3 separate regions of the Homo sapiens genome follow, and all the other regions are linked to region 3. Evidence: chromatin loops called from intact Hi-C (ENCODE). Cell type or tissue: endothelial cell of umbilical vein. All regions are shown on one strand. Region 1 overlaps TSPAN12 (tetraspanin 12). Region 2 overlaps CPED1 (cadherin like and PC-esterase domain containing 1). Region 3 has its middle 150 kb from the start of FAM3C.

The links. Hi-C counts contacts between places; a loop is a spot of excess contacts. Peaks named below come from ENCODE experiments on the same cell type or tissue, not always from the same donor. Only the 100,000 strongest peaks of a DNase experiment are listed, where the experiment ranks them.
Region 1: a loop joins it to region 3, with 2.1 times the contacts of the local background. A loop is called at or near these places in 4 of 110 quality-filtered maps.
Region 2: it touches region 3 in a loop (4-fold over the local background); 5 of 110 quality-filtered maps call a loop at or near these places.

Annotation. Positions count from the first base shown.
Region 1 is chr7:120,803,030-120,811,029 of GRCh38, forward strand. TSPAN12 (tetraspanin 12) reads right to left here. Exons shown (of 8, transcript NM_012338.4): 6 at 7,434-7,541; 7 at 3,520-3,663. Among named protein-coding and RNA genes, the nearest start is that of TSPAN12, 51 kb to the right of the region's middle. RefSeq lists a silencer at 3,025-3,074. In endothelial cell of umbilical vein, a CTCF peak has its summit at 3,052 (motif pointing right); a DNase peak (open chromatin) is centred at 3,072.
Region 2 is chr7:121,104,873-121,112,872 of GRCh38, forward strand. All of the region lies in intron 7 of CPED1 (cadherin like and PC-esterase domain containing 1), which reads left to right. Among named protein-coding and RNA genes, the nearest start is that of CPED1, 120 kb to the left of the region's middle. RefSeq lists a silencer at 3,153-3,202. In endothelial cell of umbilical vein, a CTCF peak has its summit at 3,240 (motif pointing left); a DNase peak (open chromatin) is centred at 3,229; H3K27me3 peaks cover 1,229 bases.
Region 3 is chr7:121,544,294-121,552,293 of GRCh38, forward strand. No RefSeq gene overlaps it. Among named protein-coding and RNA genes, the nearest start is that of FAM3C, 150 kb to the left of the region's middle. RefSeq lists an enhancer at 10-1,209. In endothelial cell of umbilical vein, a CTCF peak has its summit at 3,399 (motif pointing left); DNase peaks (open chromatin) are centred at 618 and 3,388; H3K27ac peaks cover 1,407 bases.

The DNA of each region.
Region 1 (8,000 bases), 740 kb before region 3:
AGAGACCTTGCGGTTCATCTAGTCTGGATTCATTCTTAATTTAAAAACCCATTCTACACTACCAATGACATGGTTATCTGACCTTGACTTCAATATTTTTAGTGATGAGACACTCATTATTTTACAAGATAACCTGTCTCACAATTGGATGGATTTTGATGAGCAAGGTCTTCCTTCTATTGATTCAAAATTTCCTTCCTGTAACTTCTGGCCCTTGGAGCAACAACGTGTAAGTCTAGTTCCTGTTCTGAATTATGAACTTTGAAATATTTGAACACATCTCAACTATCTCCCTTCAGTGCTCTCAACTTCTGAATAAACATCCCAAATACCTCCAGCTGTTCCTCACTTATTTCTCCTTTTGGAACCCTCATCTTCCTACTGAATGATCTCTGGACACACCGTAATTAGGAAACATATGTTCTCCAGGGCAAAGTAGAATTATGTCTTATTTTTAATTATGGATTTAATTGTACTTATGCCATAAAACTACTAAATGATCCTCTTTTGTAAATCAACTATACATATAATTGCATACTGTATAATTACCAATATCAGCATATGTTATTAGTTGTAAAATGCAAAAGCAGGTTACTCTGATATAATAAGCCCCCATCTTAGCTGGAAGTCTGTGTCTAAAGAACATCTCATGGCTGACAATGCCAGCTTGCTATTAAAATTCTTCAGATAAAAATATGAACAAATTTCAAAATAATCTGGGCTATCAACTTGCACATGCACAATAGTATGGCTTGTTTCAATTTCAAAATTCATGGAGCAAGCAATTATAGATATCCTAAAAGTAAAGCATCCCTTTATAAAGTAGTATTATTAGTGAAAACAATCTAAGAAAAGCAGTGAGGATGAATTGCAGTTTTACAACAATAAAATTATATTAAATGTTTAATGTGGAACAGTCTTCAGCTAAATAAAGCAAAACTGAAGAGAATTAGTCCATATTCAGACTTTATGGGAAGATCCGGTAAGTTGATCTCATGATCAATAGTAGTTATAATCATATCATCAGTATTAATCACTAAAGCAGATACAAATTATACCATAATGTTGTGGCCCAATAATTGTCCATATTGACTCGCTACCAGTAAAAACTAACAAATGGACAATTCACACTAGGAAATTTGGTAGGTTTCAATTTACACATCTATACTTCTAACTATACTGTAGCCATCTGTTCTTTTAATGTCTAATAGTAAGTTATAGTATATTTGAATATCCATAATATGTTTATATGTAATACTACCTCAGAAATATTAGTACTGTTTTCCGTTTTATGGAATAAGCAGGAGTTTGCCGCATTTATTAGTTGATGATTCCTACTACAGACACTAGCCAATATTCAGCTTTCACCCAAAACAAAAGAACTAGGTTCAGTGCCATAATCACTGAAGAACCTACAGACACTAACCTACAACAACTTTCTGTTCAATAAACTATATTTTGTATATTCCTTTTCATTCAAAGCCAAATGTTTCTAAACAAAGTATGTATAAAACAATAACATCCAAACATAATGCTTCTCAGCAGTGTGAGCATGACAAAAAGTATTCTGATCATCTTTTAAAATAAAAAGCCTGAATTATTCAACTGTTTGAATAATTCTTGTGATTGGTTGGATTATGTCCTCCCAAAATTCGTATGTTAAAGAGCTTAGTACCTCAGAATGTGATCTTATTGGAACATAGGATTGTTGCAGATGTAACTAAGATGAGGTCCGACTGGAGGACAGTGGGCCCCTTGTCCAATATGACTGTTGTTCTTATAAAATGGGAAAATTTGGAGACACACAGACAAGGAAAACACCATGTGAAGATGAAACAGATCAGGGTGATTTTTCTAAAAGACGAGGAACCAGGAAAATTGTCAGCACACCACCAGAAGCTAGGGGAGAAGCATGAAATAGATTTCTCCTCATGGCCCTCAGAAGGAATCAACCCTGCTGACACCTTAATCTTGGAGTTAGCCTCCAGAACACTGTGACAATAAATTTACGTTGTCAGAGCCACTCAGTTTGTGGGACTTTGTTATGGCAGCTCTAGGAAATTATAACAATTTTTAAACTCCTAAAAAATACTTGGCACTCTCCTTTGGGGCATGCCTTCAGAGCCCAAAGCACTTTATTTTGGATATCCTTAAATGGTGACATATTCTTGTCTTCTGAGATATGAGTAACAGCCCAGAGTTACTCATATCTATGAATATAATGGATCACTTGTATAGGTAGTACAGCATTCTTTTAATTAATTACAACATCCAAATTAATTAATTTACAATATAAATTGACTGCCCATCTCAACAACTGCCTTTGGCAGAGAGTCTAAAAGATGTTTTGAATGGTAGTATTCTTAGGAATAAAAAGCATAACCTCCTAAGATAACCACCTTGAAATATATCAAAATGCAGGTGTTATAAATCCTGTTGCTTTGTTTTAAATTTTCATTCTTTATAGCCCTACTATATATACATGAGTTATATTATGAATAGTGTGAGCAGTGCCTTGTGATACCAGGTACTTGACAAGAGGTGTATGTGGGGAATGATCCCAACCCCTTAGCCTAAGCAGTTTCCTTTCTATCTGATTCACATTTTACATTTCCATTCTAGATAAAGACTGCCTAACAAAACTTTATGTGATGATAGAAATGTCTTACATCTGCATTGTCCAGGACAGGGGCCACTAGTCACAAGTGGCAGTTGAGCACTTGAGATGTAGCTAGTGCAACAGAGGAACAGATATTTTAATTTTAATTAATTTTAATTCAAATGGCCACACGTAGCTATTTGGCTGCTGTAGAGGACAGTGCAGTCTTAGATTTTAATCTGAAAATAGAATTTTACTGCTAACAAAGTCTGAAAATAATCAGTAAAAATGAATGAATAGGAAAACTTCTGCTAAAATGGAGTAATTGATTATTCTGATCAATTCTCCCAGAAAACACAAGTATGTAAATTTCCTGGCCACATGAGGATTGACTTTACCGCCACTGAGCATAAAACTTAATCAGTGAACTAAAACTGACATCACTAATCATTAGCCAGCAGGGGGAGCTGGAGAGTAGCATGGTAGCATTTTCTTTGGAGAGGTTCTTTTTTTTCCCCTTCTATGTGTTGGTGGTCTATGTGGAGGCTCTTAAAATACGTATTCTGTCCAGGAACTCCAAACCCTCTGCTTCTTGCACATCCAGTGTTAGCTACATACTCTGCCTGTGTCTGTTTCAAAGGATCCCCAAGCAGTAGGAACTTGATTCAAAACAAAACAGTTCAAAATCCAATTAATTACAAAACCTGGTCTTTCCCACTTCCCTTTATTAAAATGTGATTAATGTTTAGATTTTTATATTGTTTTTTAGCTTTCTTCTGCTTCTCCCCATATTAGAGAAAAATTTTAAGGCCTTTTACATTTAGACAGAGAAGGAAAATTTCATTGGCATATTGTTGATTCTTTAAAGTTATTCCTAAGAAAACATTTATCCATAATAAATTAACCATATATGGCCTCACCTCTTGATAAAGGTCACTGAGATCTTCCTGGTGGGCCTGTTTGGAACATCCTGGGAATTCTCTAACACAGCAGGAATCTGGGGGCCAGTCCATCTCTGTCATTTCCAACCAGTCAGTGAAATATACTACTCCACAGCACTTAAACTGCAAAAAAAATCACTAGTCAGCCTCAGAAACCACAAAAATATTTTCTTAACTTATAGGAGATTAAACATCAGTTTTTTAAAATTTTTGTACCCAGAGCTATATCTGTCATCACCTAATGATATATGTACAGTCTATGTTGATGATAGAAATGTAGTAAAGGAACACCATGGCTAACGATTGCATAATGGAAGTATTCTGAGTAATAATGCCCATAACACATAAAAACAAATCAGGCATGACTGAGACTCACTCCCTAACTGTAAGCTCATCTACAAGTGACTATACATAGCAACAGATTGAACATACACACTAACAAACCCAAGTAGGTGACACTTTAATCATTAAACCTCTAACCACCAAAGGCCAGTTAATCAAATTTTTCTATTGCCCAACATATTCAAATATTATATTAAAAGTTTCTGTAATCTTTGTAAAAACATGTGTTGACCAAAGCCCACATCACAAAAAGTTAGCAGACATCGATTCCTTAGCTAGTAAAATATCCAAAAACTTTAAGAAATAAACATAGGTCTGGCCAACTGGTGTTTATTCAACTGAGTAAGATTCTTGAAATAAATGTTCATATTCTATTACCATAATCTCAGAAGAAATGGTGTGTGTGCCTTTAGCTTGAATAAAATTGGATTTAAGAAAAACTATACTGACATTTTTACTTTTTTATCTTATTTCTCCAAAGATTAGCAAAAACTGTCTCTGATCAAGGTTTGGAAACACTGCTTAAGGACCTCTATAGATTAGATTCAGAACAATTAACTATGATGAATAATTTTCTGTCCTTGAGTGGAGAAGGAGGTTGCTCTTTCCCCTCTAGCCAGAAACAAGGACTATGGGCAGTCACTGAGAACTTTGCCAAGAGTGACTGGCTATGCAAATTATGCAGTCCAACAGATCAATCTATGTCCAGGTTTGACATTGCATCATAAAATATCACAATCCCCCACCATTTCAAAATTTAACTAAAATTAACTTTGAAGAATTCCGAACTTCTCATGCAAAAGGAAACAATGAAAATACCACAAAGTATTTTGCGTTGTTACACTGGCCTAAATGTCTGATTTTTAAACAGAAAAAAAAATCATCTTAAGAGTATTATAAATGACGAATTACTGAAAGCTATGGGTAATACTGAAATTTTGAGAAACTTAAAAAATACTTTATATATATTTTTCCTTTTTAAACTTGCTCTCAAAGTCATGAGTATACTATAAACATCACAAATTTAGTCAATAATTTGATGTCACATATTTTACATAAGACATTAAATATCCTTAAATAATATATGTAGTATAAAGACTTCACTTCATAAAAATCATAAACAAGGAAAGGTTAACTTTCCAAGTCCATCTTTTTAAATTCTTGCACTCAAAGAAAATCCATTTGTCTCCTTTGCTAATGACATGAGTCCTTTCTGTGTTGATGACAGAACAGTTCTTGGAACTCTCTAGCTCCATCCAGCAAGGAACAGCCTATTTATATGGCTTTGTCAGGAAATAAGATATTCTACATAAATGACTTTCTCAAATATAAGTATATAATGTTCTTTCTCATTATAAGTATACGATGCTCAGTGCTGAACTTACTTTTATTTTAGAAAGCATTTGTATATAATTGTCCTTCTTCAACAGAAGATAATGAATTTATTCTGAAACTTTTTCTGAAAACTCCTTTAAGTAAGCCCAACATCATACCAACATATTACTGTGGTCTACATCTCCTTGTCATTTTCCTGTCTACTTTAATATCATATTGTGAGATAGTACTACTCTTGCTAATGTGTCAAGCTCTAGAAAATACCATCCATTTTACATATGAGTAAACTGAGGCCTTTGACAGTCAAGTAGCTTGCTAAAGTTACAGGCCAGAGTGTGGCACAGTCTATTCCAAAGCCTATGCTCCAACTACTATGTTAAAATAAATAAATAAACACATTTTTTAAAGTTAGTATTCTAAAAACGTATTAAACAAACGTCACTGGGGCTTAAGTGAGAGTCCGCTAAGTTGCGGTATGTGCATAGAATTGCACTGAATGAGGAGCAAAGGAGACTGGCACCTGATAAAGTTGCTTTCTGCAATACAGGTTATTCTAGAATTGGGTCCCCCACCCAAATGCATATGTTGAAATTCTACCTCCCAGTACCTTAGAATGTGACTGTATTTGGAGATAGAGTTTATAGAGATTGTTGAGTTAAAATAAGGTCATTAGGGTGGGCCCTAATCCAGTATGACTGATGTACTTATTAGGAGAGGGTATTTAAATATATATATATATTTAATATATATATGGAAGACATAGTGAAGACACAGGGAGAAGATGGCCATCCGCAAGCAGTCATTGCAAACTAATATAAGGGATATAAGGGATTTTAAAAACCTCAGGTTCTCAGAAGTCTTCACCATCTCCATTTACATAAAATAGTCTTATGATAATGGAGGAGGAAACTTACCATGTAACAAATCTAAAAATAAGTGTGCTATCATTTGCAGTACTTGTACATTGTCCATCTAGGTGCAGCTTCCATCAGAAAAAAACTCACTTTGTTTTTTAACCTGGATTATCACTGTCTACATCACAAATTCCAGAAAATAACGAGCTCTGGGCAGCATCTACTCAGGACAGTAGCTGACATAACTTACTATAAATTTCCTAATGCTTATTTTCTCTTTGTGTTGTTTTTAGCACAAATATACAATAAATAAACAAAGTTAGGAAGCACTTAAATAAACAGGAAATCTGTGTTACAATGATAATTTTTACCATCTCAACAGTTGTACACAGCCAGATTTGGAGATTGTCCTGGACTTGAACCTCTGCCCATATCCAGGACAAAGTAAGTGAGCAGAGATCTTGCTATCTATCACGTAAGACACTAATTCTCAAATGCTTTGCGGCCTAGCACTAAGATAAATTAAAGGAAACTGAAATACTTATCCATCTGGGAATGTCACTTCAATCACAAGGAAACTGCTTGGAAGAAGAGCTTGGTTTGAAGCAAGATCAATGGTTAACTCCAAGTCACCAAATTTTAAACATCTGAATACAGTCCCCACTTGAGAAGATGGTTGGGTGCAGTGCTACATGGCGGTTAGGTAAGAAATGCTAAACGCACCTATACTTTGTAATGTTATTGTTAATAACCATAGGCTAAATGAAATCGCATCATTTAATCTTCTTAACAACCTGAAGAGAGAGGTATTTTTATTATCACTATTTTAAAGGTGAGAAAACCAGGACTTAAGGGAGTTATGTAAATTATAGAAGCTCACTTAATAGCAAGCAGCACAGCTATGATTTTAACCAAGGTCTTTCTGAACAGATCATGCCATTAATGATATACTGACTTCAAAGTCCCAAATGAGAACAATCATTTTTTTTAAAACTAAAATTATGTTTAAAATATTGAGAGCTCTAAAAGTCATGAAAAAATCTATTTGTCTGGAACTTGGATATTTATCAAGTTAACTCTCATAAAAAGAAAACTTCACAATAATTTAGCAAAATGGCTTTTCAGATGTTCTTAAATATATGTGAACCATGTGAAATAAAGGGGAAATGGTATACATGGGAAGAAAAGCAGGCCATGAAGTTACCTAAGATATTTTTCAAGAAATAATTGCACCAGAGGTTACTGAATCACAGGCTTAATTTTTCAGCACAGAGGAAATTACCAAAGCTAAAGCTTTAAACATCTGGTTTGAAGGTGCACCACTTACTTCACTCTCTCTACCTCAGAAATTGTAGCACTTACCTCTCTCTGAAAAAAATTCCAAGCATGAGTAAGCCACCGATATCTAGGTAATCCATAATTTGTCATCCTGGCTTTCAAAGTGACCATATCTGACCATTGTACTGGAACCTGGTGATAAAAAGCAAAATATCAACAGCTGTAGCTCACACACAGACACAGATTCACACACACACACACACACACACACACACACGTACACACGCATACTCGGAATGTCTTCTAATTGACAAATACTATTTTAAATTTATATTTGCTCATGGCCTAAATTTAGCTCAGAGTATTCAATGTAGTTATTGGACAATCTCAATGTATAGATTTTTGTGATAAATGAAGAGGTATTTTGTACTAAGGAAAAAAATGAGAAATCACTTTAATGCTCAAGGAAATCACCAACAAGTAATTAACTGTACATCCCACAGACATACTGAAGACTTTCACATAACAAATAACCTCTGCAGAGAAATGTCCTTCATTTGATTTCAAAATGCTATGAAGTTGTTGCTCTTTGAAGCAACTGCAGATAATAGTACTAAAACAAAGAGGAAAGAATTAAGAAGGGAAAGAATT
Region 2 (8,000 bases), 440 kb before region 3:
CATGATATAGGTAAATATTATACAAATGATCATTTGTTTTCCAGTAAATGCAATAGACAGATGTCATAATCTGAATTTCTGGATAAGGGCCACTTTGATAGAGATAGGGAAATCTGGGATACCGTAGCCTTTTTTCAAGTCAGATTTGTAAGTTCTAAATCACCAGCTCTCTACCACCGCTGCACTGGCCTTCAGGGGACCATTCTTCCATCTCCAGTGCTTGCAGTTCCCTCTCACATCAATACAATCAGCAAATGTGCACAGAGGGCAGAGGAGAACTGTGGCAAAGAGAGGAATGGTGTTATGTACAAGATTCCTTTTAAAAAGATGCATATATCCCTTATTCATTTTGGAAATATGACACAGTTGTAGGGATGAAGTTAGCCTCATTTGTCGTCAATATTTATGCACTGCCTTTGATAATGTTGGGTGAGATTGCTTATATATTCCCAAGGTAAAAATGAGTAATGTCTTTGGAAGAAAGTATAAAGTGACAGTATGGTTTTTCAACCTTAGGAAGTGTTCTTCCCCTGATCTTCATTTTATGTCCAAAACTGCAGGCTACGAAGCAGACCTTGTAAAAGGCTTTTGACTGAGCATCTGGCCCTTCGCTAGGCCCGGGAGATTTATGTCAGCTGTAGAAAGAATGTGAATAAAAGTCTTCTCCTGAGAGTTTGTAAAAAGAGTTGACGTATTACTTAACCTACTTTTGCTTGAATTAAATTTTAAAATTGCATCAGGGTGTTCATTTTAAAGTATGATTTTATATAAATAGAAATTATAAATAACCAGCATGTAATTGAATAAACTTGTGACCAAAGCTGACTTACTTTAAAAACTTTTATAATAACTGCAAAGTAATCAGCCCACATTGATGTTAGATTGCACTAATACTCTTTATAGCAACTTTGTGTCTTTTTAAAAAGCAATTCATTCACTCATTCATTCATTCCTTCATTCCCAACTTGGTTCTATTAAAAGATTTGTCAAGTCATTTTGTACATTCGTTAATTCTGAAGGCTGAACTTGGATGATTATCCTAAATGTAAAGAAAACTATTCATTAATGATGATCATCTTTATCTGGCCAAAATGATAACTTAAGCAGATGACTCTAAGCCTCAAAAAGGCAAGCAATGTGTTTGCATTTCCAGAGCCTCACAGAGTTCCTGGCGCATGGCAGATGCTCAAAAATGTTTATCAGTGAATCGTTGTCTATCATCCTTATTTTAATTAAAGGTACCTCATTAATAATAACTTATTAAAAACTGCCATTTGGGGAAAATATGATTTAAGAGCAGGTTCTACAACAGAAGATAGTATTATGGATTTACATATTCCATCATTGTTAATTCAGGCATATTTTCCCTTCTGAACTAGGGTAATGAACGCATAGACATATGCAAATATAATTAACTAACATAATGCTTTATATAGGTAGATGCTATATAATGCTTTATATAGGTATACACATATATGTGTATATATGCCTACATATATATATATAATGTATTATGACAGTGTAAAGGTAAAACCTAACACTAATGAATAAATTTGCTAATTATTATTGCCTTTAATACTAGAAAATCAGTAGGCAAGTGTTAATTATATATCCAGAAAAATGGAGGTAAGCTAATACTCAGGGATTTCAGTGTGAAATCAGGTGAGGTAAGTTCATTCCTTCTTCCCTCCTTCTGGATGCTTGAAAGATGGAAAAGTTCCTCAATAGTACTTTGGAGGATAGAATGTATGTTTCCCTTCTCAGCTCCTCCCCTTCACCTGTCCTGTTCACAGCCTGCTTCTCCCTGGAGCCATCAAGGGAAGGTATATGCTGGGATGAGGATGGGACCCAGTTATGGACTTGAAAAGAGCAAGTGTTGTTTCTCTGAACTGGATCCTGGAAGTGTATTGCCCGTGAACTTCACAGAAGCTCTTAAAAATTAATCTCTGCGGGCTCTTCCTCTTTCTGCCGTTGCCCAGCACAGTAATGTCACTCTGATTTCTGTTACACCTTGCCGATAACAAGTTTATAAAATAAACAAGTGTTTAGAGTAAAAACCAAGCCTGGGAAAAGAGGTCTAGTGTAAGCAATCTTTCAAAGCACTTTAAGCGTCCATAGAGAGCAGCACCATCTTAATTTTTTAGTTTCTTATTATTTCTTTAATAGATGAGCCAGCTAAGCCGTAGAGATGTTCGAAGACAGAACAGCTGTATTCCCTTTCTTCACTACCCTCATGCAAGAAAGGATTGTTAAGATGGATCTTTGGGAAATGGACCATGAATTAAGGCAAAACTCCCTGCAATCTTCCTAAATGTTTTCATTTCTGTACAGACACCTAGAGAGTTATTGAATTTAATTTTATAAATCTTTATCCCTAAGACTTTAACAACAAGGCTTAACTTTTTCATCACTGTGGTAATGTTAAATATCTTCTGATGACAGGAAAATATATTGGAAGGAAAAAATCACATGAAGTCAGCAAACAGGAGAACAAAAACCAAGAGGAAAAATCTACTTGCCTAAATCTTTTTGAAATCCTTAAAAGAAGAGAGTTTGCTTATTCTTTATTTATGTAGGAAACAAATCTTCAGTGCCTGGCATAGTAGCTAATATTCAGCCGATTCAGGGAGAGAGAAATGAATTAGAATAGAGACTCCACTCATCAAATTGCTGAAAAGAATAATTAGTAATAAAAATAACTCCTTTACAAAGTGGTATGTGGGTGCAAAGTAATAACAGTGAAAATAATGGCAGTAATTGTCTCCAAAAATTAATCGCTTTAATGCTTAAGTTTATTACAGAATATTTACTCAGTGGGGAAGTTAAATGATTTTTACACTTTTACTTTGGGTATAGAAAAAAAGTAAGTTTTTACCAGTACGTTTTGAAACTTATTAAATGTATATCATTTTTGAGATTTTTATTAACAATATCCTTTATTCCTTGAGATCTGTCTCAAAGGCTGACAAATTCTAAATATAAAATATCCTCAAATGTGCCAACTAGGTAAAACTGATTTGTCTGCTGAAGGAAGACAGGCTTTTGCTCCCTTCAGGAGAAAATCTGACTTGCATTTGTCTTATGTGATTTATTCATTGTAAGTTTAAAATGAAATACAGCCTTTTTCCTTCCATATATTAAAATGTGGTTTCAAATTTAGAAGAAACAGCAATCTTTTTTCACTAAGGAAGCCTACATAGCAGTGAGATGGAGCAAAACAATTACTGTATTGCCCCCTAGTGGTCTTTTTTGCTATTGTACAAATAGTCTGAGCTGTCCAATGGCAAGAGGAAAAAAGGCAAAAATGCTTAGCAAAGCATGGAGCATTTTTCCCCCATTGGATTAAACATATTTATTTTAAAAAAGTTATTTTATAACCCATACTTACAGTAAGAAAGCTGTGCTTTTAAGTAGATTGCGAATGATGATAATTCCTCACTACAATTTAAATTACCTAGGCCACACAATTATTTGGAATGATTTCAGCATTTGCCAGCCACTGGACATTGTTTTTTCACTTAAGAACACTTTGTAAAATTTAATATGCAGTGCTATTAAAGAATGATATCCCTCAGATGACTATATGTTAAGAAAATTCATTCTTCCAGCTCAAATTCATATCATAAAATATAATAATCTTAATTTTTTTCTATGGAAAAGTTAAGCCTATTAGTCATAAACTTGTGAGTATACATTTAAGTGAAGAAATGTACATTTTGTAATGTTTTTTTCATATAAGGAAATTCAATGATATTTTCTAGAGCTCTTTCTCCTCAAGGAATTTACTTGAGAGTGGTATAAATATGCAAAGTACACAAATATAGGATATTTTTATGGAATATGGAATACTGACTTAGAAGAAATGACTTATAAACATGCTATACTGTCTTATGTGTAGATCATACAAAATATGTCAGGGATGTTGGACTGATTTCCATAAAACTCTAGTCTAAGCCAGTCACCACAAGCTCAAAAACACCACCCTGTCCCATTGCCCAAAAATTAAGACCTAAACTTTTTTCCTTGGAAAAACAACAACAACAAAAAAGATTTTGCAACACATAGTTTTAAACTTACTACACAATACCAGTTTTAAAATTACTGTACAGTTAGAGCTGGCATTTTATACTTAACATGTAAGACTGCACTACTGTACCCATGAATCTTTTGTGTTACTTCTATTTGATTACAACCTGAGCCTCAAATCTGCTGTTAACTGGAATTCCTTTAAATTATCTAAATGACCTGATATTATGATATAGAACTGAAAATTTGTGTTTTATTTCTCTGAGTGCTACTGAGGCAGCAGAAATGGATTCTCTCCCAGGACTCTTCAGATATATTTTGTATTCTCTACCTTCTGCAACATAAAGACGTATTTCATTGCTTTTGTTAGATCTCTATGGAGCGTCTGCCTATAGGGCGGTCATTCTCTCATTGCGTCACTGGCTGACACAGAGCATTCCTATACACATCACTCTGTCTTCTTTGTCTCAAAACAATTTGTCCTTTCACTCCCTATTCCTAGCCTGTAAAAGCAGTTCTTAGAAGCTCGATGAAGCAAGTCTTTAAAATTTAGAGAAAGGGACTTCAAACAGGAGAGGAAATTCCAAGCATCCCTTTATTTACATATATATCCGTATTCATATGCACTATGTTTCCCCTCTACATCAGCTTCTTCTTATTTGGTCTCTAGTTTTCCGGAATCTAACAGTTCCAGGTACCATAGCCTCATCAATCTGTTTAAAAAACATACTGTTCCAAACTGATGCTTTGGTAGAAATTTCTAGTAGAATAACTTCTGAATAACTTCTACTAGAAATTTTTTCAGATATATTTGAAAGGTATAAGAATTTTTCTATGTGCTTGATTACTCAGATTATCTACATGAAGAATATTTGTTCAAATCACACACAGAGAAATCATTACTTTAAACTCAGAAGTCACAGAAGAAAAACATTATGCTAAGGAAATATATTTCATTTTCATGCCTTCAAGGAGTTACTGTTAAAGAAATGTGATTTTACAACATGAATAGGACGATGATTACATCCTTTCAGGCTGAGTAATAAGCAAATATCCAATTGCATTTTTACTTTAAAGGAGAGAGAAATAAATCACCAGCATTAGATCTATAGCACTGGATATGCAGGAAAGAAAAGAAAAATCCCAAGCCATACTTCTACAGGTCTGGGGATCGGTGTGCAGTAAGAAAGTCCTTGTACAAACTCTATGACCTTAGACAAATCTGCTTACATCTATGGACCACTTTCCATGTCTATAAAATAGGGATGGTTTTCCTATGAGTTAAATTAGCCTTTTGATTCCTGCTACAAGTATTTACCGGCTACCTCTTATATGCTAGATGTTATGTTGGGCTCCAGTAGCATAGCAGGAAACAAGGCAAAGTCCCTGCCTTTGTAAAGTTTATTCTTGTATGGAATGACAGATGAAAAACAGATAATTAATTATACACATATAAAGAAATTCAGATAGTTACAGGTATTTAATATATCTAAGAATGAAATGAACAGGATGGATGTTGACTAGGAACTAACTGGTCTGCCCACTTTATGAGAGGTAGAAAGATTGCCCTGAATAGGTGATATCTGAGCTATAATTCTGTGATGAGACTAAGTGCCATTTCAAGAGATGACAGTAAAATACTCCCAGCAAAAGGACAATTCCAAAGGTAGGAGAGTCTTCACATATTCAGAGAATGCCACAACCACTGACTGTGTAACATGTTGAACACAGGGTGAGTGGTAGAGAGATTGAGAGAAAGGCAAGAGCCCAATCACACAGGAGTCAGGAAAGGTAAGAAATTGAATTTTTTCCCTATGGGCAAAGGGATGCCTCTAAAAGATAGTGAACAGGAGGCTATCATAATCTGATTTACTTTTTAAGCCCATTCTGCTGCTTTGTGGAGAACAGATTGAAGAGAATTGTGAACAGAGGCAGAGAAACCAGTTGCAAGGCCATTCAGGGGTCCAGATGAGGAGCATGGTGGCTTGATCTAGGTTGGTGAGATATGGTAGTCTAAAAAAGGAGAAATGTGGATACGTTTTGAAGGTAGAAACAAGAATTGGTGTTGGGGTGTGAGAGGCTAAAGAGAGAGGGTTCAAGGATGACTCTTCAGCCATTATTTGAATGGTGGTGCCATTGACTGAGAGATCAGATGGGGGAGCAACCAGTCAGGAGGAGGAATGGGAAAGAGAAATGTGAAATGAGGAGGTGGAGAGGCACACAGGTTCCTGTTCATACAGCAGCTTACCTGTTGAGGCTGGTTCTTACTCATCTACCTCTTCTCAGCCCTTGGTTGCTCTGTAACCTGACTGAAGGCCCTACCAGAAAATTTTTCTCCTGGACAATTTGGTGATTCTTTTTCCATTCACTTCCTCTCTCTGCCTTTCTTCTCCCCAGTCACTGTAACCCCTATTTCCAACAGAAGTATCCTACCACTTCTAAATGAATAGAAGAATAACTGTAGCTATTTGCCCATCCTGGTGTGACAGGGAGGTTCCCACAGCTCCAGGTACCCATTGCTATAAAAACAGCCTTGGCAGGGGTGCCTGTTTCTCAGCCACCATAAAATTGGGTTATTTTCAAATAGATGGTGCCTCAAATCACAAGTCTAATCTTTTGAAGGATAGTAGAGTGGTCTAGTGTGATGTATTCAGATAAGAAGGTGAGAACATGCTTAGGAAAATGCTCACCCTAAAAAGGGTTCAATCTATTCAATGTTTGGGATGGAAGCCAGAGTGAAGTTAGAGAAGTTTGAAACAAATAACTCAATCAGAATCAGCAAGGCTTAAGTTGCATTCTAAGCACTGAAAATAAAAAAGAAAAAACACATGAGGTTCTTAGATCACCTTCTCCATATGAGAGGTGTGAGAAGGAGATGCGGGCTCCATTTCAAAAAGAGGAGAAATGAAGACAAAATTTAAACAATGATAAAAGGCAAATTGAATCAGTCAGCTTTTGCAGAGCAAATCATCTCCAAACTTAGTGACTTCAAATAAACATTTATTATTTCTCATGGTTCTATAAATTGTCTGGACCAGCTCTGCTCATCTCTATAGGCAGATGGTGGCTAAGCGAGGCTGGGTAGTCTAGCCTGCCTTCACTCACGCTCCTAGATATTGGCTGGGTATCAGCTAGGGCCACTGGGATGACTTGGCCATGTGCCTGTCATCGTCTTGTAGTCCACCTGATGTTCCGCTACACAGTGGCAGTTTCAGGATTCTTAAGAATTGCAAGAGAACAAAGCCACTTGAAAAGGCCAAGTCCTTTCAAAGTTTTTGCTTGTATAGTAGATCGAATGGCTGTCCCCATAAGGATATGTCCATATCCTTACCTCCAGAACCAGTGAATATTATCTTGTTTGGACAAAGGGCCTTGGCAGGTGTAATTAAATTAAAGATATCAACATGAGATCTTCCTAAATTATCCAGATAGGCCCTGTGCATGTCATTATAAGAGAAAGTCAGAGAGAGATTTGACACAGAAGAGAAGACACACAAAGGAGAAGATACATCTTCACATCTTCACTCATGTGAAGATGAAGACAGACAGTAGAGTTTTGCACCCACAAGCCAAGGAATGCCAACAACCAGAAGCGGAAAGAGGCAACGAATGAATTGTCCCTAACAGCTTTAAGAGGGAACGTGGCCATGTGGACATCTTGACTTTTGGACTTCTAGCCTCTAAAACTGCAAGAGAATAAATTTCTCTAGTTTTAAATTGTGACGTTTGTAGCAATTTGTTACAGAAGTCCTAAAAAGCAAAAGGAGTTTACATCACATTTGCTAAATATCTCATTGGCCAAAGAACATCACATGAATAAGCCAAGATTAAAGGGGTGAAAAAATAGACTCCACCACTGGATGTGAGAAGCTGCAAAGTCACACTGCGAAGGGGTGTGCATACTGGGATAGGAAGAATTTGTGACCATTTTTTTGCAAACTGCCACACTAATGAAATACTTTCATGTTATGGCA
Region 3 (8,000 bases):
TTATTTTGGACTAGTTTCCTGTGTTAGGCCCTAGCAGACAAGACCAAATTATAATGGAGTTACTTGGGCTAAGTGCCACATAATCAAACTGAACTTTCCAACAGGTCAGTTTTCCAAAAAAAACCCCCAGCAGATTCTAGTACCTGAGTCAGCATAATAAGGATGCCTCCTCTGTTTGAACCCTATAAGGAAAGTAACGTTGAAAGGATGAGTCTGTTTTTTATTCTCTCTTTTTGTTTCCTTTGGCTCTTTTCATTCTATAAATCTAACCTCCTCCATTCAGTTCATTTGAACACTCACTCTATTTTATAGAATGAGGTGTTCCCTGATTCTAGAATTGAAAATAAAAGTCAATTATAAATTTAAACTAAATACATTGTAATTTTATTTTTTGATGGGTGATTTAATTAATTTTGAAGACATCATGTCATTAAGAGTCCTCGCAAGCATAGTTCTTTTACCCTGGTTCACCTCACTCAGGAGATTTATGGCCACCTTTGACTTGTGCAACAGTGAATGAAATTTATCTGTCTTGATCAAAAGGGAAAGAGGACTAACAATGTTGAACTTTTCCAGAGCCTCATGCTTTCAGAAAATAGTTGTGGTTAAGAAATCTCACCAACTTTTTGTTTTCAGAAATGCCTCACCGTTTTGTGTTCTGAAAAACAGCTTAAGGAAATGAATCACCCTTCTCCATGTGACTCACATAGCACTCACTGTCCATTCTTTCTTGTGACCCCCATCAGGCTTGTAAATGGCTTTCTTGTTTACCTGTGACAAGGCCAAACACACACTTTTCACCTTTGTTTGAACCTGCTGACAAAGCCAGGTATAAATTCCCCCTTCCCTTTGCCTCTACCCAATGTCCCATTATTCCTTTTTTTTTTTTTTTTTTGGAGATGGAGTCTCACTCTGTCATTCAGGCTGGAGTGCAGTGGCATAATCTCAGCTCACTGCAACCTCTGCCTCCCAGGTCCAAGCAATTCTCCTGCCTCAGCCTCCCTAGTAGCTGAGATTACAGGTGCACCCCACCACACCCAGCTAATTTTTGTAGTTTTAGTAGAGATGGGGTTTCACCATGTTGGCCAGGCTGGTCTTGAACTTCTGGACTCAAGTGACCTGCCCACCTCAGCCTCCCAAAGTGCTGGGATTACAAATTACAAACGTCTATTCTTTATCTCATGAATGATTAGCTAAGGTTACAACTGTTTGTTTTTGAACTAGCAAGACACAGAAATAAACATTTTCTGCCCACTTAAATAACAGAGACCTCTTCTGATTGCAAAACAATACAGCTGGGAATCCCCACACCTGCAATTTGTCTACTCTTTCCTGTAAATGCCTTAAGGCAAATCCACTCTGCAGAGACACTGTAATTTTCTGATCTGTGGGACTCTCCCTATGGCACTAGCTGGAATAATATCACCTTCTCAATTGTCTCATGCATTTTGTCTTCAACAGTACTGAGAATAATTCCCTGGGCGGCATCAGTGATTGGGTGCTAGTGAGAGTTGCATTCCCTTTTCTTTCTACTTTCCAGACAAGTAAAAGAAACAAAGCAATAAAGAACCATCAAACAAGACTTTGACAGATAATAATATATTCTGTGGATAATTTCTACTTCAGAGATAGGCAATTACACATTTTTAAAAGCAATTTTTACTGCTCAGTTACAGCAAGTTTGCCTATTTACAAAATAAATGCTGTTTTATTATTTTTAAACATGTCTTACTTACTGCATGCCTCTCCATTTTTAAGAAAACCCCAGTTACTCTGACTGAGCAGGAGAGTTTAGGAAAGGAAGGAAATCATATTGGCTGATCTTCCAATAAGTGACAGACTTGGGCTAGACATTTACATTTATTTGATCCTTTCAGCAACCTGGTGAGGTAGGCATTATCTCCATTTTAGAGATAAGGAACTGAGGCTTGGTGGTGTTAATATCTCACTCAGCATCACACACCTAGTAACTGATAGAGTTTTATGCTTTCCTAACATCTTACATGCCTTCAGTGATGATAATTCTTCAGAAATTAGTAAACATTCTGTGAATTTTTAATATTCTGTGAATTTTAGAACTCATTAAGACAAACACACATCTATGCCTTGTACTCGTATAAAACCTATTGAATGTTACAAATTATGTCTTATCGTTCCAAAATTTCAGATTTTTTTTCCCAGAAATCAAACTCAATGCTGTTTGGAAAATTTTTGCATAAACCAGCATTCAGATTAAGCAAAATAGAGAGATAAATGAAGAGTTGAATCAAAACAAAGTTGAAAACCAAAATAAAATTTTAATTATTTGGTACATTTAATCAGGAAGGATCTTCTTACAAGGCAGTTCTGTGCAAAACATCAATGAGTGCTAATAAATAAGGACATATGTGTGTCCCAAAAGATTTGTCTTCAAGGTATTGTGAAAAAAGTTCCTGGAGCCACCTATGAGAGAGAGTGCATCTGGTCTAATTGCAAACTTCAAGCAATTGTTAAACTTCTTATTGCCTTCTTGAACACCTCTCTGGACTCACCTGTGTAGGTCTGTCTCTGTCCTCCTCCGGGCTGTCTGTGAGTTTCAGTTCTACCCTTCTACCCATACTAAGGGAGAGTCCACTCCAGCCTTGTGGACGTCTAGTTGCATATTCACTTTATCCATAACCTTGACATCTTCGTGAAATAATAAGTGGGTAGGGAAAAAAATTTCTCCTATACACTAGTGGAAATTGTATACTAAAAAATTTCAGCTATTTAACAGAGGGCCAGGAGTTTGGAAATTAGAAGCTGTTTCCCAACATCAGCAAAATAAAGGATTCCACTTTATTTATTTGAAGCCACAATTATCCAACCCACTTCAACGGTTGCTTCATATAATGAGTCTTAGAGTCAGAAAAACTATAATTTAATGACCCCTGATTATGTAGGCTGAAAACTTGGATTCAATGTGGTAATTAGATAAGGCATGTTTGTTTATCTGACATTAGATAAGGCATTTTACCTTCCATCAGCCACAATTTCTAATTTTCCTGCAGATGTTTACACATGTTTTGGGGAAAAAGCTTTTATGGTACTACAGATGCAGCCATTGCAGCTTGGCAGAATGCTACAGGAGCAGAATAATCATCAGAGATGTTCCTAAGCAAAGAAGGAAAACCAGTTCTGAAAAAATGGCAATGATTAAATAAGGTAAAAAGTACACTATTTCCAATGGAATTATGTGATTTTTAAAAAAACTTTGAGAGATGTGAATTTGTCTATGTATAAATAGGTAGACAAAATTGTTCACAAGTAATTTTAAATATTTTTTTCTTTCAGAAATGAAATATTCTTCAATTTAAGGAAATTCTGACGTTTCAGTACGCTAGTGTGTGATGTTCAGCTATTATAGATGCTCCTAGCGCCATCTGGTGAGATATACAAGCAATAGCATCAATATTTGACTCATGCTTTGTAAACCCAGGAGACACTTACTCTGCAGAAAATAGGCAGTAGAACAACCTCCACTTATTACACTATGAAGTTTGTCCTCAGATACTAAGAAAAATCACTGTGTAACCTTGATGTGCATGTAACATCATTTTAATAATGCAGATATGGATCTCACTGAACATTTTAATTGTACCTTTATCCTTGAAATGTTTATCAACCTCTGGTGCCATTTTCTCTTCAAATAAATTTTGCATACATTTCCAACTGAAGTTAATGGAAAGTTAGAATATACATTTGAGATTACAAGTTAACCTAAAATTCATGTTGTAACATGCAAATTAGAAGAAAAATCATTTTGCTTAATTCTTTAGGACTATTTGACATTTCAATTGGAGGTGCAGTAATTTCTTATCGAAAACAAAAGAATAGATGTTTTCTTTTGGAAAACAGACTTGATATGTGTACATGATATTTCTATTAGAGGAAAAGAATATTGAAGAAGAGGATGAAGTTGGCTTTGAATAAGTTGAAAAACATCAGGGTTAGAGGTGCTGAATGTAAAAACATTTAGTGTTTTGACTTCTAATATCACAGACACCTTTTCTCCAAGAGTTACTGGTATAAAATATGTAAATTTACCTCAGACAAAAATATACAGAAGTGTAAAATGCCTTCAATTCCTCCTTACATAAGCTCTATCTGTTGTAAACCAAGTTCAGCATATGTGTAATCAAGAGCTTCTGGAACAGCAGGGAATCACCTGAGCATTGGGAATCTTCAATTTGTTCCATCTCTCAGACAGGTTGCTGAGTGCAGTGCCATCTTATGCATGTAGGCATTTGTTGGTGGTTTGCTGTTTTAGCACAAATGACAGTATAGATACGATTTGCATAGCAAGCTTAAATAGTTAATGATCAAGAAATATGACAAGACTTTATCTGATAAACATTTACTCTTATTTTTCTGACAGAGTAATGTTGATAAACACCAAAAAGCTCTTTCCACAAATACCACAGTAGAATTCACAATCAGAACCAACTACAAAATTTGCAGTGGTGTGCTCAATGCACCATGAAAATGCAAGCCCCTTTGTTCAAAAATTTTAAGGAATTTCAAGATGGCAACAAAAGAATCTTAAATCAAATGCAGGGCCCTTCTGAGCACAGTGGCCCCATATGACTGCACAGGTGGCACAGCCATGAACTCATTGACGTAGGCCAATATTTTATTTTGCACTTGTGGAAAGGTAAACTGAGGCACATTAAAGCATTAAAAACTCTATTAAAGACTTTATTTGAGCATTTAGTGATCCATGGATCTGGGTACTTCCAGACTGCAAGTGGTTTGGGGACTCCAATAAAGGCAAAGGTACTTTTATAAGGTGAATGAGGGAGCAAGGCAAAGGAAACATTTGGGGAGAGGTAGCCTCGCTCAACTCATTCCCCTGGAAAGTCCTAGCTAGAGGTTAGTTGGTGATTTCTGGGTTAGTTAAAGTTTTATTTTACCGTTTATACTGAATTGGGTTTGAGTTTGCTTACACAGGAACCCAAGGTGCTAGAATCACCTCAGCCCAATGACCTCCTAATTAAATTTTTTTAAACACTCTTATGGCCGGGTGCAGTGGCTCATGCCTGTAATTCCAACACTTTGGGAGGTCGCCTGAGGTCAGGAGATTGAGACCAGCCTGACCAACATGGCAAAACCCCGTCTCTACTAAAAATACAAAAACTGGCTGGGCATGGTGTCAGGTGCCTGTAATCCCAGCTACTTGGGAGGTTGAGACAGGAGAATCACTTGAACCTGGGAGGTAGAGGTTGCAGTGAGCTGAGATGGTGCCACTGCACTCCAGCCTGGGTGACAGAGTGAGACTCCATCTCAAAAACAAACAAACAAACAAACAAACAAACAAACACACTCTTATTTAGTGTTTATTGAGCAAAGCCATTACATGTATGTATATTATCAGTTATAAATATTACCTCAATATATAAAGATTAAAACAGATCTCTGCTACAATTTCTGATTACCTCATTAAAAAAAAAGGATGAACAAATTGGTAGGCTCAGCCTTTTCACAGCTTCCTGAAATCATACTCATATGCAGTGGATACTACTGGGTGCATAGAGGCAAATTCACTGTTGCGGGTAATGAAGCTAAAAGTTTGGAGCCAGAACAAGGCTCTGGGAAGTGCTCTGGCAATTAAAACACATTTCATATGTCTGCAAAAGTAAGATTTTTTTTTTTTGACATGGACTTTCACTCTTGCTGCCCAGGCTGGAGTGCAGTGGTGCAATCTCGGCTCACTGCAACCTCTACCTCCTGCGTTCCAGTGATTCTCCTGACTTAGCCTCCCAAGTACCTGGGCTTACAGGCACCCGCCACCATGCCGCTCTAATTTTATATTTTTAGTAGAGATGGGGTTTCACCATGTTGGCCAGGCTGGTCTTGAACTCCTGACCTCGAGTGATCCACCTGCCTCAGCCTCCCAAAGTGTTGGGATTACAGGTGTGAGCCATTGTGCCTGGCCAAAAGTAAGATTTTTAACTGCAATCTATTATAAACCTTGGTTCTGTCCACTCTGACTTCCCCTTTGTCCCTCTTATCCTGTGTCAGGTGCAATTGGAGTGGCCATGGGTATTTCTAAGATCTAGTTGAGGGGAAATTGAGTTCATCCGGACTTAGAGGAATATGTTTTTGTGGTTTGTAGTTACTTCTGTGTATAGTTATTGCCAGCCATCCTGGGGTACTCCTACACTCACTATGCTGACACAAAGTTGCTTGGCCAGGATTCATATCATGAAGAGCATATGTCCTCCACCTCCAGCACCAGAAAGCGGTGGGTAGTGGAGAAGCAGCAAGGTTCACCATGCACAGAGTCATAAATTCATCTGTGGCAAAGCATGTAGAAATGTGCCAGAAAAAATAACATATTTATTGTCCCTTTTTTGATAGTTTTTTTCCAAATGTGTTGTGTATTATAATTTCCTTTCATGTTTTAAATAAAAATTGATTTATACATCTAAATTCATATTTGTAAATTATATACATTTCAGACCACTTAAAACCTGGATCTGTCCCACTGAAGGCTGAGAAATGAAAGCAGAGAAAGACTGAAGGTCTGGCCTAGATTTCATTCAGATGGGGATTATAGTCCGGTTCAGATAAAAATCAAGTATAGCTGAGCTGGAAGAGAAATTATTGTAGTAAGAATGTAGTGATTTATTATTAACATCCCTCAACCCTCCATTTGTAGGTTTAGTTTTAAATGTAAGATTTCAGGAAAAGGGAGAGCTTTGACTTTCACAAGCCCCAGCTTCTCCCCTCTGTGCGACCTCTGGCTGGGCTTCCCCCACCCAGGCCCCCTTCCCTGCATGGACTCCTTTCTTTCCAAGATCCACTCAGCACCTCCTTCCTCTCTCTCAGTACTCCTTAGTCTATCTTTGTTTCTCTCCACAACTCTTCTCAACCATATCACCCACTGTTTTCTCACCTGGGTGACGTTCCCAGCTCTCAACTTTGCCAATTTCTATTTCTTTTCAAAATTGATCTGCTCCACTAGCCCTTTTCTTCAGGTGCTAAGTTTGATAGATAGCTAGTAAATAAAAAAATAAAAACTGAAATAATCAGTTAAATAGGTTTTAATTAGTATCATCAACTTTCTTCTTGTGTACTTTTAAAAAATTGACTTTATTTTATAGAATAGTTTAGATTTGAAAAGATGGTACAAAGAGTTCCCATATACTTTGCACCAGTTTCCCAAATTGTTAACACTTTACATTAGTATATTTGTTACAATTAATGAGCCAATATTTACATATTGTCTAAAGTTCCTACTTTATTCATGTTTCCTTACTTTTTATCTGATGTCTTATTTCTCTCCAAGGATCCATCTAAAGTACTATATTACCTTAAGTCGTCATTTCCCCTTTGGCTTTTTTTAGTTGTAATGACTTTTTGGACTTTTCTTGTTTTTGATCATTTTCACAATTTTTCAAAAGTACTGGCCAGGTATTTTTGTAGGATGTTTTTCTATTGGAGTTTGTCTGATGATTTCCTCATAATTAGATGTGGAGATTATGAGTATTGGAAGGAAAATAACAGAGGTAAACTGTCGTTGTTACCACATCACAGCAAGGAGATATACATATAAGGGTACATGCATACTATTAATATGATTTATTACTATTGATGTTGACCTTGATCACCTGGCTAAGGCAGTGTTTGTCAGGTTTCTTCATTGTGAGGTTTTGTGCTTTTCCCCCTTTGTATAACTATAGTCTTTGCAAGGAAAAAACTATGCATTGCCCACACTTAAGGAGTGGGGAGTTATGCCACCTCCTAGAGGGTGGAGTATCAATGGAAATAATTTGGAATCTTCTGCATGGGAGATTTGTCTCTTCTCCTCATTTATTAATTTATTCAATCATTTATTTATATCAAAATAGATTCTCTGATATTTATTTTTATTTGTTTTATACTTTAGGTATCTAATACCTTTTTTTTTTGAGACACAGTCTTGCTCTGTTGCCCAGACTGGAGTGCAGTGACATGATCTTGGCTCACTGCAGCCTCTA